3 separate regions of the Mus musculus genome follow, and regions 1 and 3 are each linked to region 2. Evidence: chromatin loops called from intact Hi-C (ENCODE). Cell type or tissue: left cerebral cortex. All regions are shown on one strand.

What was found. Hi-C counts contacts between places; a loop is a spot of excess contacts. Peaks named below come from ENCODE experiments on the same cell type or tissue, not always from the same donor. Only the 100,000 strongest peaks of a DNase experiment are listed, where the experiment ranks them.
Region 1: a loop joins it to region 2, with 2.2 times the contacts of the local background. A loop is called at or near these places in 10 of 42 quality-filtered maps.
Region 3: a loop joins it to region 2, with 8 times the contacts of the local background. A loop is called at or near these places in 31 of 42 quality-filtered maps.

Annotation. Positions count from the first base shown.
Region 1 is chr12:35,228,773-35,233,772 of GRCm38, forward strand. No RefSeq gene overlaps it. Among named protein-coding and RNA genes, the nearest start is that of Mir680-3, 36 kb to the left of the region's middle. In left cerebral cortex, no CTCF peak of the experiment used is centred here; DNase peaks (open chromatin) are centred at 2,839 and 3,251.
Region 2 is chr12:35,829,523-35,834,522 of GRCm38, forward strand. No RefSeq gene overlaps it. Among named protein-coding and RNA genes, the nearest start is that of Gm40388, 85 kb to the left of the region's middle. In left cerebral cortex, a CTCF peak has its summit at 1,974 (motif pointing left); DNase peaks (open chromatin) are centred at 1,943 and 3,949.
Region 3 is chr12:35,532,667-35,537,666 of GRCm38, forward strand. Ahr (aryl-hydrocarbon receptor) reads right to left here and starts at 2,323. Exons shown (of 11, transcript NM_013464.4): 1 at 1,896-2,323. The coding sequence starts at 1,957. In left cerebral cortex, a CTCF peak has its summit at 1,964; DNase peaks (open chromatin) are centred at 1,599, 1,872 and 2,463; H3K4me3 peaks cover 1,925 bases; H3K27ac peaks cover 1,259 bases.

The DNA of each region.
Region 1 (5,000 bases), 600 kb before region 2:
GTCCCAGTGCAGCTGATCAGGGTGAAGTAGGCGTGGTTCAAGAGAGGAGTATGGGAAAACAGTGACTCAGGCTGTGGTGTTACAGGAAAAGGACAACCCACATCCAGGGTCTGAGACATAGAGGAGCCCTGGCTACAAAGGGAAACACAAGAGTCTTCCTGTGGCATGTATCAGCGTGGAGCTACCCAGGGGTACAGGTAGACCCGGCCCAACAGTTTAGCCATTCCTTCCCTTGCTTCCATTCACATCTCAAGCCTTGCTGGCAGTATGTCAGTTTTCCTTCTGTCTATAATTCCCTGGCTTCCTGAAGGTAGGATCATGCCCCCACGTTCCCACCCCATGGAATTATTTTTAATTCTCTGTTCCTGTAGTATTTTAAACAGAAAAAAAATAATGTGACAGAAGTTTGCAGGCCAGACTAGACAGACTTGGGTTTGAAGTGTCTTTCAACCTACATGCTTATGCAAGCCACATAGTATCTCTAAGGCCTGCGTATCTATAATACTACCCACTCCAGTATTGTCTGAAGAAATGAAATAATTGACCTATGTGAGCAGTAATAATAGCAACTAGCAAGCAGAAAGCACGCAGGATTCATTAGTTCAGATAGAGTTTTGAGGAAGAAAATGCAACTCGGGGCAGTTTTCAATTCTGGTTATCCATATTTTAAGTGGGTGTGTCTAGGGGTTGGAGTAATAGATCATGGGGATGAATGAGCAACAGGCAATCCCCTGTAAGAAGCCACACAGGCTGTGATTGACAAGGTCCTTAAAGTCACTCTTTCTCGATCTGTGTTCATCTGGAGCATTTAATGCCATGTCCCTGTAAAGGAAGATCATAGTGTAGATATGATAGAGCTTGTCTTGATTCCACAGATGAAGCAGAGGAATTGGAACGGCTTAGTTAGGCAAGCACCTACAGACCTTTGTCACTAGGTATAAGAACACTCCCTTCCAGACCTCATTAAAGTTGTTTGCCACTCTCCTTTTGTGCCCATAAGTTTTTTAGTAGAAGTCATCTCCTGGAGGCATGACTGCTAACATTTAGGAACTGATTAAATGCATGTGTAGAACTGTGTATGGTACTTGAGAGTTGAAAACTGGAAACAATGATTAAATGCATGACTTATATGCTAACTGTCCCAGTTTAGATTCTAAAACACCATGACTAAAAGCACCTTTGGGAGGAAAGGGTTTATTTCAACTTGCAGTTCCATATCACGGTCCACCACTGAAGGAAATCAGGCCAGGAACCTGTAGAAGTTAGGTCTGGTTATTCCTCCCTGCCCCATGCTTCCAGAAATAAGACTCAGACTCAAAATACAGTTACAAATACATTTACAAACACTTTGGCCATATAGCTAGGCTCTTCTCTGACCACCATAACTTAATGTAACCCATTTATTCTGATTTACATTCTGCCACGTGACTGGGTACCTATCCTCAAGTACCATGTGCCCAACTTGTCATGTCTTCCTGGGTGTTATCCTCTACCTGGATCTATCTCAGAATTCTTTTTGCTTCTAGGATGTCCCACCTCCTATTTCCTACCTAAGCCATAGGCCATCAGATTTATTACTGGCAGGTGCCACGTCCATACAGACATCATTTGTTCTCTCTCCAGGAACCTGGAAGCAGGAAATGGACCAGAAGCCATGGAGGCACACTGCCTACTGGGTTGCTCCTTGTGGCTTCCTCAGCCTGCTTTCTTATACATTTCAGGAACACCTGCTCAGTGGCGACACTGCCCACAGTGTGCTAGGCCCTCCCACATTCATTTTTCCTACAAAACAATATTACATAGGTTTTTTTTTCAACAAAAATCCCTTCTTCCTATACATGTTGAAATTTGGATCAAGTTCAAACAAACAAACCAGCTTTCTAATGAAAAATGAATGAGACAGATACAAACCAACCAACCTGGAAACTGGTATAGACCACACTCTTGAAAAGATGATGTGATGTCAAGTAGGTGAAAATTACCGGTGGAAATGTAACAAAATTGAGGGCATTTTAGGAAAATGGAGAGTTATTATGGAAAGGAGGAAATTGGAGTAAGAGAAGCAGAAGGTGCTAGCGAGAGTTATGGAGGACATCTAAGAAGAAAAGCATTACTGGGACTGATGTGGAAGATAAGACCATCTTCCTGTGTCCTGTGTGGCAGGCCTGAAGAGACACAAAGAAGGTCAGGCTATTTGTCAATGAACAGGTTATTTGAGAGATTAAGACTAATTATTCTTTTATAAATATACACCAATAAAGCCACCAATTATTAGGTCAAGACTTTGAAATGCTGGACATTGCATTTACTTCAAGTCATAATCATTTTTGAGGTGGGCATGGTTACTACCAATTTTATGGAAAGAAGAGATAGACATGTGCCTTAATTCCCTGGAAAGTGACTGGCAGGCTTAGCCGTATGTATTTACACTACTTCCTAGTTTTCAGTTTTTTGCTTTTTTAATGGGATAGGAACATTCCTGGAACCATAATGTGAGCATAAAGTTCTCTTCTCTGATAAGAAAGATCTAGGATGTCCACAACAACAGTTTGCAGCAATTGAAGGTGATTGCCCCGAAACCCAGCCATGGATGCCTGTGGATATGTTGACGCACACTAGAGAACAGGGAGCCAGTTTCTGAGCAGAACCAGCATTCAGTGTGTGCTGGTTTCCAACTTGTCACACTGAGATGCTGCTGAGCAGACACTGGGTCTGAATGGCTATAGTACTCTGAGAGTGGCATTATCTTTTTGTGGAGGAGGAAAATAAAGCTCAGAGAAATTTTCATTCTACACTTTAGAGAGCAGTAGAGATGAATAAGAATCCAGCTGCTCTATGGATCTTGGTTGCCAGGGAAATAGATGAACAGATGGGTGCCCATCCTTGTGATTTATATAGAGATCTTGTGATAATTTTTGCAATGTGCCCTGCATGGTCCCTTAAAGTGGCTTTTTTGTGTGTGTGAAAAGATTTTTTTCAAGTCCTTAATTTACTAATGTAGAATTGGTAAAAGATCCAATTTTTATTATTTTGAAGTATAGAAAAGAGAGATTCTATGCAGCAGATAGTTTTGATCATGTCTGTATGTGTAGCCATGGACTATCCAGTGAAAGAATGGTAGACCCAGGTCAATTTGTCAATAGCTCAATTCTAAGTGTTTTCTCATAATCATGCTAGGCTTCCCACCAAGTTTTGCTAATTAGTCAACACAAGCAATTAAAAGAATGTCTTGTATCTGGTCTAATTCATTTGCAGCATGTTAGCATGTTGAGGAACATCCTGGACAGCTCAATCCATCATTTCCAAGAATGGGGCCCCACAACATGCTAGCTCTTTATGGTAAAGCTGTGAATTAGTATTATCTTCACCATTTTGTAAATGGAATGAAATAATATAGTTGCTTTGAAGATCCTGTCATGCTATTTATGTGTTCACTCATTACACTTGGTCTTCAAATTTATGGGCTGCTTTGATTAGTGGTGGTAATAGCAGATAATTATTGTAGCCTTCAGGGGGGATGAAAGGAGAAATGGAAATGATTAAAAATAAATTAACTTTTTCATGTACAGAAAGGATGAGAGAGAAAAAGCATCAATGCACTCTTTAAACGATCAAGTCATTTACTGGGACATTTTGAAGCCTCATTAACAATTAACAAATTGATCTTAATGAATCTCATTTCATTTCATTGGCAGGTTGCCCAGGGCCTTGAGGATATGGTTAGTGGGACCAGATGGTTATCTCCGCCAAATGGCTATAATCTCACATTATAAAAGGCTGTTCTTTCCCAATGATTATTATACAATAAGACAAAAAAGGAGGATGCTTGTGTCAAGTCCTTGCAGGAATTTGAAAACAATTTCTTTTGAGTGTGGTGTATTAGCAAGATGAAAACTGACAAAAACTGCTGCTGAATTTGGGACTTGGCTTACCTTGAGACTATAAATGCGTGTTCTACCGCAGCTCATTGATGTCGATTTTTATTGACTTAGACCAGAATCAAAACTCCAGCTCTCCATGAGTTACATAGATTCTCCATAATGATGTGGAAATGAAAGGCAAGGAAGCAGGACACCTCACAAGCTCACAAGTCTGAGCTCTGCCTTAAGCCTGCCTCAAAAGAGCAGTGCATGTCCTGGGTGTGGTTTGCCAGGTTCACACCAGCAAATGAGCCCCTCTGAGTGCTTAGGCTCTGTTAGTGCCACATCTGCAGGAGGTATTAAGTTTCCTTTTGTTTTTGCAAGTTTCCCTACTTCTGATGAAAACCAGTTCTAGCTGAGTTAGAAAAGGCCCTAAAATATTGAGATCTAAACCTAGGTCTTGGGAGTTTGATGTACATCACCATTTTAGAGCAGAGGTCATCTAATTTGCCTAGTGAGATAAAACTAAGCCCTCTATTTTGATCAACATACCCCCTTTTACCCACCAAGATGGATTCAATTATTAATGCAATCATATTTTAAATACACACACACATACACGCATACCATCCTATCTTATTTCCAGTTACTCACCAATACCTTTGTATTAGCATTGTAATTTTCTAGTGGCTTCTCATTATAAGCATTTACCAAGACTTACTTATACTCATCCATTTTATTTTTTATAGGAATGGTATTTTCCTTGCCTTTTGGTCTCTGAGTATGATCAAATGTAGAAATGGTATTTTCCCACCCATGATTCATTGGGTTACATTGAATTTAATTAATTTTATAGAGAACATAAACAAATATTAAACAAGTAGCAATTTTTCATAGTTGCCAGAGATTGAGAATTTTGACTCTGGTCTAGTTTACATACTGTAGATAGGTATAACTGCAGTTTATCAAAGGTGTTTGTGATCTCAGTATGAGCTAAGCCCCCGATTCAAGAGCAACGCATCATAGATTGCATCTTCTCTGTAGTGAGCAGAAATGGATGTATGCCTGTGTACCAGAGATCAACAATACTCCAATGTATCCCAGGAGGTAAGACAGTCATTTTCAATCTGTTGACCCAGA
Region 2 (5,000 bases):
AGCCTTCTGATGACCCACACTTGCCAGGCTAGAAATTGTGGGTGCCCTTAGCCCACAATTTCCAATGCACTCAAATAACATTTGGAAGCACATCCTTGGTTGTGTCCCTTGCCTTCACTTAAGGCAGCCTCCAGAAAAAGAAACAGAGGCCTACTTCCTAATTTCTTTTGACCTGCCCTCCCCAAAAGACACCCTACATGTGTGGTGACTTAATCTCAAAGAGACTGATTAACTGCATAAAACCTATTGCTATAGAATTCAGAAGGCAAAGACTCTGAACACTGTAGTAGAAATAGATAGTTTGACTAATGGAAATACCTTTACTGTTATACTGAGGTTTTGAGACAAGCAATAAATCAACCTAAGGGGCCAAAGAGATAGCTCAGCAGTTAAGAGCAAACTGTGCTTGCAGGGGACCAGAGTTAAGAATCCAATGCTTCCTGACTCTCAGAGCATTTGCATTTACGTGGACACACCCAGACAGATACACTCATAGCTAAAAGTAATAAAAACATGTTTTTGAAAAGAAAGAAAAAGCTCAGGATTCAAAAAAGGGGGGAAGAAAATCGAGATAGAAACATGCACAAGGGAGCAAGAGGAGGAACCTCAAGAGAAGTGGGCAGAAGAGCAGCTGTCCTAATTGCATGAGAGAGTTTTTATTCCTTCTAAAATATATTTCATTAATGCTACTAATGAAAGGAAGAAGAGAAGAAGCTTAAGTTGAGATCTGTGTTTGGTTCATTCTAAATATTTTAACATTTGACCAACTTTGCAGAATTCAAAGAGATTAATAGTGAGGAAAATATACAAGTTATAATGGGAAGTGGGGGGGAGGTATCCATGTGTATTTTATTTATTAGGTAGTATTATAAAAATTTGGAAAGAGAAGCAAACACCTGTCTTGATTCTGTGCTGATGAAACTATGTCTTCAGTTATGGCAGCATGAACTGTTGACCAATGACCAAACTCTACACAGAAGAAACAGGAAACATGAGACTTACCAGAATCCACAGTAGATTCTCTCTCTCTCTCTCTCTCTCTCTCTCTCTCTCTCTCTCATACTTGTCTGATTCCTATAATGTAAAGATCTAAATTGAAAAGCATAATAATAATTGATTCCTTAAACATCTCGTTAAGCGCTATAAAAGAATACTCAGTGTCTAAACAGCTGTTAGAGGTGTGGCTGTCCACATAGGCATGGGGGGGGGAACATTTTGACTTCTTTAAAAATAAAAGTTTGATATCGGTGTATAAGAAAATCATGTGCTGATAGGAATGTTCTGGAACAATGTCCGATTTGTTTTAAAGTGGTTGAGTATTCCAGTACACATTTGTGCTGTTAAATTCTTAACTCCAGTGTGTTTCTAGAGGGTGTGAGGGTTCCTCTCTTTTCTCTAGTCTTAACAAGTAAATAGGATCTTGTTCTGTTTAGGAAAGTAGCCTGCTTTGTCCCTTGTAAATTCCAGGAAATCCAATTTGGGGCCAAGTCTCAAAGGAGAAGTCTATCCATTTGTAAAAAGCTTTGCTGTGTGTATGTCCCTGATAAAGAGTCTGATTGACTCCATTGCTCTTTGAACATTTTGTTTATCCACCTAATTATCTTGGGAAAGCTGATATATGCTTACTAAGTTAAAAATAAGGAATTATACAGTAGAGCCAACCAGTAAAGCAGGCACACGCTGAAAAGTCACAGGAGTTAGCACAACTCATCTTCTTTTGATAGAATATCCTATTCGGGACTAAAGAGCTGAAAAATAACTGCTTTTCATAGAGGAAAGGGTACCTCACTGACCACGCTGTTAACATGATTTGTTTTATGAGCCATACGATCATGTCAGGTCTGTATAAATCACTGTAATTAAATTCCAATAAGCACTCATGTACGTAACCACATTTATGAGCTCATTTTTCTCTCTGAGTTTCTCACCACTTGGTTTTTTTCAGGTACTTGAAGTCCAGACTTGCTGCAGCATAGTGCCCTCTTCTGGTCAAACTGAAACACTGAATTACAAGAAAGGGACTTGGGAAAGAAGGCAAGCTGGAAAGGGAGAGAGGCTAAGGGGATGGTCAAGGAAAGAGAACGAAGGTAAAAGTGACAGTTAACACGCTAATCTGGGACACATATCCAACCACTGCCTTTGTCACATTTTAGAACTAAAGTTATATTTAGTAAACTGAGTTTGTTTCCGTTGTAAAATAAATTAGGTTTGAAAGATCAAGAACTAACTGAATTGCTATTCAACGTGTTCTAAAGTTGATATATGCCATTTACTGTTTTATCATGTTCAAAGAGAAACATGTCAACTAGTCGTTCTCTTATCCTAGAGTAGCCAAAGTGGCCCTGAGGCCATGAGTCTCTCACTCTAGTGGACATCAAGGGCTCCCTCTGAAACACGACCTAAGCACCATGCTAAGATTCTGAGTTACTGTGATCCCAGATTTAAGATTCTCAAGTGTCTTACCTATCTTTGAGGACAATTATGAATTTCTCTATTTCTCTCAGTCAGAACACAATGGTCACTGTGTAGCCCAACAAGTCCCTGTAAACCTTGACTAGATACTGTGCATGCTAATCAACTACTGTCCGTCCTGACTAGCCACTGTGCACCCAGACTAGACATTGTGCACCCAGATTAGACACTATGCATCCAGACCCTGCCATTGTACACCCAAACTAGACATTATACACCCAGACCAACCACTGTGCACCCTGACTACATCCTATGCACCCAGACCCAGGTACTGTGCATGCAGACCCAGCCATTTTCCACCCAGACCAGACACTGCACCCAGACTAGACACTGCTCCCAACCCCAAGCCCTGTGCACTCAGAACCAGTCTTTGAGCACCCTGCCCAGCCATTGTGCATACCCTGACTAGCCTCAGTCCTCTGCAAGTGCTTCCCCCAGCAGGCGTGTGAACAGCATTATCAACAACAGCCACAGTTAACTGGTTTTCCCTGAATATTTCCTATACAATAGGGACTTTGTTCCAGTTTCTTTATATTTCCATAGCCCTTACACAGTTGTAGCTTTGAAAATGCATCTCTTCTTTCTTTATTACAAATTCTGTGTAGGGTGAAACAGAACAGAACATATATACACCTACCACGAGTGGCAAGTGTAAAATTCCTCCTCCTTTCCTTTGCCATGTAAATTAAATAATAATTAACTTTAGATTAATTAGATCAGGGTCCTTACTAATCTTGGAGAACTGGTTGCCTTCAGAGTTGTTCAAAGATCACGTTCTGGGGAACAGAGAAATTACTAACTGATGTTAACTTCCTTCCAAATATTATAAACATGCCGTTCCTCATACTCCTCTCAAACTAATTGATCCATGTCCCATTCTGCTGTTCCCTTTCCCAGAAGTGCAGTCATGTTCTGATCCATTTTCTCTGGGTTGTTTATGGACTGAGATGAGGAAAAGAAGCAGAGAAATCTTGAGATTAGTTCTCCTGGAGTCTAATCCTTTCCTGGGATGTCTACTCAGAGCTCAGCCTCTTTCAGCAGCACTAGTAAGCAGACACTGGAAGGCTTTGCTTAAGAATGCTTTCACCCCACCTGCTCTATAACTCTTTTGCCACCTATGAGGTCATCTACTCCCTATCCTCCCTCCCCCTGTATGTGGGGGTGGGAAAGATCTGCAATGCCCCTGGCAACAGTCTCAGTAAAAGAGTTTGGTTGAGTTGTTTACTATCCTTGAAGCAACACTAGACAGGAGATGAAAACAGAAGAGGTGAACTGGAGTCATGCACCCAACATTAGAAAAGAAAAGGCAACGTTCTAGACAAATCACATGGCTTGGGAACAGGGCAAGGACCTAGCAGGAAAGAAAATTGCTTACTAAATGCTCCCTCTTGAAAACTTACAGGAGAAGATTTTTCAAGAAGTAAAAGATTCATAACCCTATGATTCAAGAATCTGGAAGTGAGTGTGACTCATTCTGGTTGCAAGGCAGAGAAAAGGCTGTTCTGACTGAGTAACTAGCAATCTCTAGAGAGGAGCAGGGAAATGAGGAAGCTGAAGAATGCTCTGTGGATACACAGACCACAGGAACAAAAACAAACAGAAAAGTAGGCTAACAAGACTAATTTCCAGATGAAACATCTCTACATTTTTATAGTCAGTAGAGCGGCTTTATTCGTAGTTTTTGCAGCAAAAACAATGGTCAAAAACAGGAGATTTATTCCTTAGGGCAAATACAAGACCAAAGGATATAAGGAAAGAATGCCTGTGGGCTGGGGCTATAGCTCGGTGAGTAGAATGTTTGCCTGGAATGCACAACACCCTGAGCTTGATCCCCTTTAATCCCAGCACTTGAGAGGTAAAGGCAAGAAGATCAAAAGTCAAAGAGCATCTTTGGCTACATGGAAAGTTGGAGGCAGACTGAGCTACATGAGACATTCTTAAGAAAGAGAAGAAAGGGAGGAGAAGGGAGGGTAAGAGAGGGGAGAGGAGAGGAGAAGAGAGGAGAGGAGAATGCCTACTTAGCCTCTTTCAGTCATGGGAGAGATGAGTCTGCATCACCAAGTAGCTGTTCTTATCCTAAGTAATCTAAATCAATTTCACTAGCGTGAAAAACTAACCTGCTCAAATATTGTATGATTTGTTCTCTTACTGCCATCTTGTGAAGTTCTAGACAAAGTGGATGACATTATCTCCATAGAAAATGTCTTATTCCTTCCTAGAAGACAGAAGCCATGGATGGAGTGCCAGCGGCTTGCTGCACCTTGATACTGAAAGCCAAGTACTAGAATACTGAGGAGCACAACGTCAACCACTGGCTTGCTCCTCTTCTGGAACTTGTTTGCCTCTGGGTGGTAAAAGGGTAACATGTTCCCCGACTTAGAACCAATTTTAACAGCATTGAAAAATGTAGATCCAATTCTGTATCAGCTTATCTTAAACCAACAAGATAAGAGGAGAGAGACATTTCGTCAATACAGTCAAGGGTCTGATTTGGCTGGGCCTGGAGTGGGGAGCAACCCCACATCCTC
Region 3 (5,000 bases), 300 kb before region 2:
CTTTGATTATGTGATTATACAGCTCACTATTTTCTGTTCAGGGGGGACAACGTAAGTACTTTCACTAAAGGACCTAAGTGCCAGCACTAAAGTCTTCGACAAAGCAAGCTGGTGACCTTTAAGGCATTTGAAGGCTCAGAGTTGATTAAAGGTGTTCAGTACAGATCTGATAAACAGAAGTCAAGGACCAAATAAAATAAAATATAAGTTCGTGGGGACAACAGTTTAGTTGTCCGAAATTATCAAATGCAAATAGTGAGACAATATAATAAAAGGTGTAACTTAATCTAAAAGGAAGTGTTGTCGTGTTAAAAAGGAAGCTCTCTATATTAACTAGAAACTAAGAGCACTCGCCGTTATAATGAATAACATTTAAGATGGTGACCTTTGTATAGAAAGCAGTTTATGTCCTTAAATAACATAAGGAAAATCAGTTACTTAGACTTAGACACTCAAGCGGAGCTCCAAGTTTTATGCCCATGTACATAATACCTGAGATTTTTCATCTCATACTGAGTTAGTATTACTATTAATGAAAACAGGGAACAAGCACTTGAAAGCCTCGGAAACTGTAACTGCCAGGAACAAAGTCAAATTGAGCAAACATGTTTTAACAAAAAGAAACCGTCCTACAAAATACTAAAGCACTGAAAGCCAGGGTCCAAAGAACTGCCGGGGTAGAAAACTGCTGAGTCAACGACATTTGCGTCCTTTAAAGTGTACCAACCATAAAACTTCCAAATTCTGATCAAACTATTTACACATGGACATCTCCTCTCAATATTAATTTGTAAGTCAAGATTTGAGGAACTAGGACAGTTGAAATTCTTAAGGGGAATTAAAATCCACAAATAACCCAACTTCTAAGCTAGTAACTATTTGTAAACAGTGTATAAATCTTAAGTTGGTTTTTTTGTTGTTTTTGTTTTCTTTTTTTGGTTCACTTGGTGATAGCTGTCATGTTTCAAGCAAAACACACACTACTGATTGCCTGAAAGTGTTCCTAAAATAATTTATTTTTTTAAAAAAATAACAAATGGTGAGATGTGGAAACTCCAAGGTAATTATGAATGAATGCATCAATACAGACAACTCCTAAATGGAACCCTGTCTCAATCATGAATCTCTTTTCTGAGGGGGGAAAAAAAATCTCCCATCTCATACAAATAGCCCATGGAAATAAAGACCAAAGCCTGTAATCTCTGTCAGAATTGGCAAAAAAAAAAAAAAAAAAAAAAAAAAAAAAAAAAAAAAAGCAAGGGGAAATGAACTACAGGTAGAGAGTAGAAATAACTTAGAAGTCAGTCTAGTTCTTTTTCCTCTTCTTAATGATTTAAAATTTTACAGACCCAAAAGCACTCCAAAAGGAGGAAGAAAACTGCACCAAAGAGTGGCTAAGAATGCCACCAAGCTGCCAGGGCACCTGTCCACTGCACACTCCAACCTGCTATCAATTCTGCGCCTACACCGAGCCCTGCAGAACTGCTGCCTAGGAAGTAAATGAGAGAGCAAAACAGAAAGCTAGGCGCTAAGAACAGAAAGACATTCCTTCAAAGGCACAGGTCCCCTCCTTCAAGACAACACGTGTTTAGCTCTGCCCAACATCTCACCTCAGTGAGCTGTCTACTTATCCTCCGTGTCCCCTAAAGCTCACGGCAGCGGAGATCTAGAGTGGAGGATTTCCAGGCAAGCTTAACTAACTAAGCTAGAGCGGCACTAGGTAGGTCAGAGCTGTCAACGAACCAGCCAGGGAAGGTCGCTGAGCAGTAAAGGTGCAGGTGCCTGAAAGCAGGATTTTTTTTTTTTTAACGCATTGGTTGAGACTCAGCTCCTGGATGGCGGCACGCGTGGGGACCTCCCGCACCCTCGGAGCGCGCCTGCCCGCCGTCACTCACGTTTTCTGCACCGGCTTGCGCCGCTTGCGGCTGGCATAGGTGATGTTGGCGCCGCTGCTCATGGTGCCCGCGCCCTGCCCGCTCCACCTGCGTCCCGGAGGCGGCGCCCTGCCCGCGCTGCGCCCAGGTGAGCCGCCGCCGAGGGCGGGACGACCGCGACGCGCAGGTGCGGGCGACAGAGGAGACTCGGGCTGCCCGAGCTGGCCGCGGAGGAGAAACCCGCACGCTAGCCGCGCCCGGTCCCGAGGGTCAGGAGGGGCCGCAGTGCTCTAGGGCTTCCCGGCTCCCGCGCTGTGCCGCGGCGTCGCTCACAACCCTGCCTGGCAGCCACCCCCGAGTCCGTCCACCAGTTCGTCCTCCGGGTCGCTCCGGGCTGAGCCTCTCCGGGACACGCGTGGGGCACCGAGCGTCAAAGGGAGCGCACACACACGCTGCCGCCCGCCGCGAGCCCGCTCCTCCGCAGCCGCGACCCCGCGCAGCTCCGCCCCGGGCTCCAGCCCCGCCCCACCTGCTCGGCCCCGCCCCTCACGGTTCCCAGGAGGGCCCCACCCTCTTCGCAGCACGTGATGACGCAGGACGTAGTGACTCCCAACACTTCTTGCAGTCCGAGGTTCTGGGGGTGGGGTGGTGTTCGCCCAGTACCTGTTTTCCAGCCTCAAAAGGGGTGTGAGGCCACATTATGCCTAGGCAAATTCCTTGTAACCCAGACATCAAGATTTACCAGGCAAAGAGCTTAGCTCATCCTAGAGTTGAGTCATCTAATTTTTGACAAAGATTTTACATTGAGCTGGTAGATAAATAACTGCGACTGGAGAGCATTCTAAGGGGAAAACTTCAAAAATGCCCTGCAAAGTTAGTTGTCTTGAAGGCTACGAGTTTTATAATCCTTTTCCCTCCCACATTTATTTTATGTCTACAGAAGACAATAAAACATCGTTTCCTCCATCAGACTTCAGGAAGATGAGAAGGAAAGAAGCACAGGAGTGCTGAGAGCATGAGAAATTGGAGGGTAGGTACTGAGACTATGACCAGAGACCTGAGTTTCTGTTAGTAGTACGGTAGAGCTGATGGGAGGAAAAAGAAAAAAAAAAAAAAAGATAATCTAGGAACAAATCATAAAGATTTAATGAAGAAATTGGGTCTCATTCTGCAGACAACAGAGAGCTTTTAAAGGCGTAATTTGGAAGATGATGTTCCATCTTTCTTGGGAAAGTCACTGTGGGAAAAGGTGGAAATTCTGTTACTCAGGAACAAAACAGATGGAAGAGAGAATCGCTGGGAAATTGATGAAATCGACCAGCTGCAAGACCAATGGCACAGCCATGGGGATGAGAGAAAAGAGACAGCAGAGATGATAAAGGAAGAGGGAAGGTCGCTGTTAACCACCAAAGAATAGAGGCAGAGAAGTGAATTTTGGGAGTCAGGTAGGTGATGCTGGACATGAAGAGATAGAGATGAAGTCTGATGTGTTTTATAGATTTGAGAAAGAGATCAGAAGAGAGGATACACAACAGCAAGGAAAAGGATAGCGAGAAAACTAAGAACAACAAATGGTGCCCAGGCTGTGGAGGAAGAAGAACCCGCATCACTGTGGGTGGTTGTAAACTGGTCCAGCCACTGTGGAACTCTGTATAGAGTTTCTCAACAAATTAAAAACAGATCCACAAGATGACCTGCTATTCTCCTGCGCACATACCTGATAGCCCTTCATTCAAAACAAGTGAGAAGTGGACCCAGACTAGATTCACATCAACCTATGGATGGATAAATAAAATGTAGTGCGTCTACACAATGGCATTTTATGGGACTCTGAATAAAACTGAAATCATGGCATTTGCAGGTAAACAAGTGGAACTGGAGGCTGCCGTGTTAAGCATGGCAGACACAGAAGGCAAATACCATGTTTTCTCTAGATGTATGCTCTAGATTTTGATTTTTACACATGTTGAAACTAGGAAAGCGATCATGAGAGTGGAAAAAGGAGCTCTTGGGTTGGAGGTGAGAAGAGAAAGGGCAGGAGAATACACATGACACAGAAGGAGAAGAGGGGATCCTGTGGGAGCAAGCAGAGCAGCAGGAGTGGGGGAAGGAATGGGGGGGGGGCGTCCAGCAGAATGGGAGCATGGTAATTCATACATTTCATTAAGCCCATCGCTTTGTGTGCTAATATTAGAAACAAATTTAAGAGTTAAAATTGATAGTTTTCTCAACTATGTTTCCAGCTGGGTAACAATGGCATGAATCACCAGAAAGAAATTATAAAGCTGGCCTCATGCTTCTTAGGTTTGAAATAGATTTAGGACATCTAAGGAAAGATGGTAAATGGGGCAACCTGTGAGGTAGAAACTGGAACTGTGATCGAGAAGCTGTTTGCTATTGGACAAAAAAGAGAGTGTGGTGATGCCCTGTGGGTACTGCAAAAGAACTGCCAGGACTAAAACCTGGAAAGCTCAAGAGCCCCACCCCCACTCCCCACCCCCCACCCCCCACCCCGAGAGCTGGGTCCACCGGTGGAGTGGAAGGTGAAAAATGGCCCCGTTATTTCAACAAGGAAGGCCGAGAAAAGAGAACAAAGATTCACTGACTAGTGTGAACTATTTTGCGAGGCCCCATTGTTAATTACTAATTAATAATAATGTAGTGTTGATTTAATGGGAGTGATGAGTGGGGTTGTTCTACTTCTTTACAAAAGATGAAGAGGTCATTGACTTTGTGAGGAAAAAAAAAGACAAAGGTGATAAGTAACAATAGATACTTATAGAAAAGCAGAGAAAGTGCCCAAGCAGAAATGAGATCAGGGCTGTGGTGGACTTGCTAACAACGAGAGCAGTTCTTGAGGGGCTTTGCTTTGTAAAGTCCCCCATAGCTTCTATAGGGCTTCATGGTTCCCACCTGCAATCCCGGCACATAGTGTGCTGAGTCAGGAAGGAGTCTACAAGTTCAAAGCCAGTCTAAGCACCAATATTATTAGCCTAAGTATGATTTTTTTTTTTTCTGAAATGGGGGGACTTGCACAGAATGTCTTTACTGAGTCCTTTAATAAGGTCTTCCAGGTGATCCAACAGTTTGGGGTTGAGTGCCATGTAAGTTAGGGGAGAAAGGATA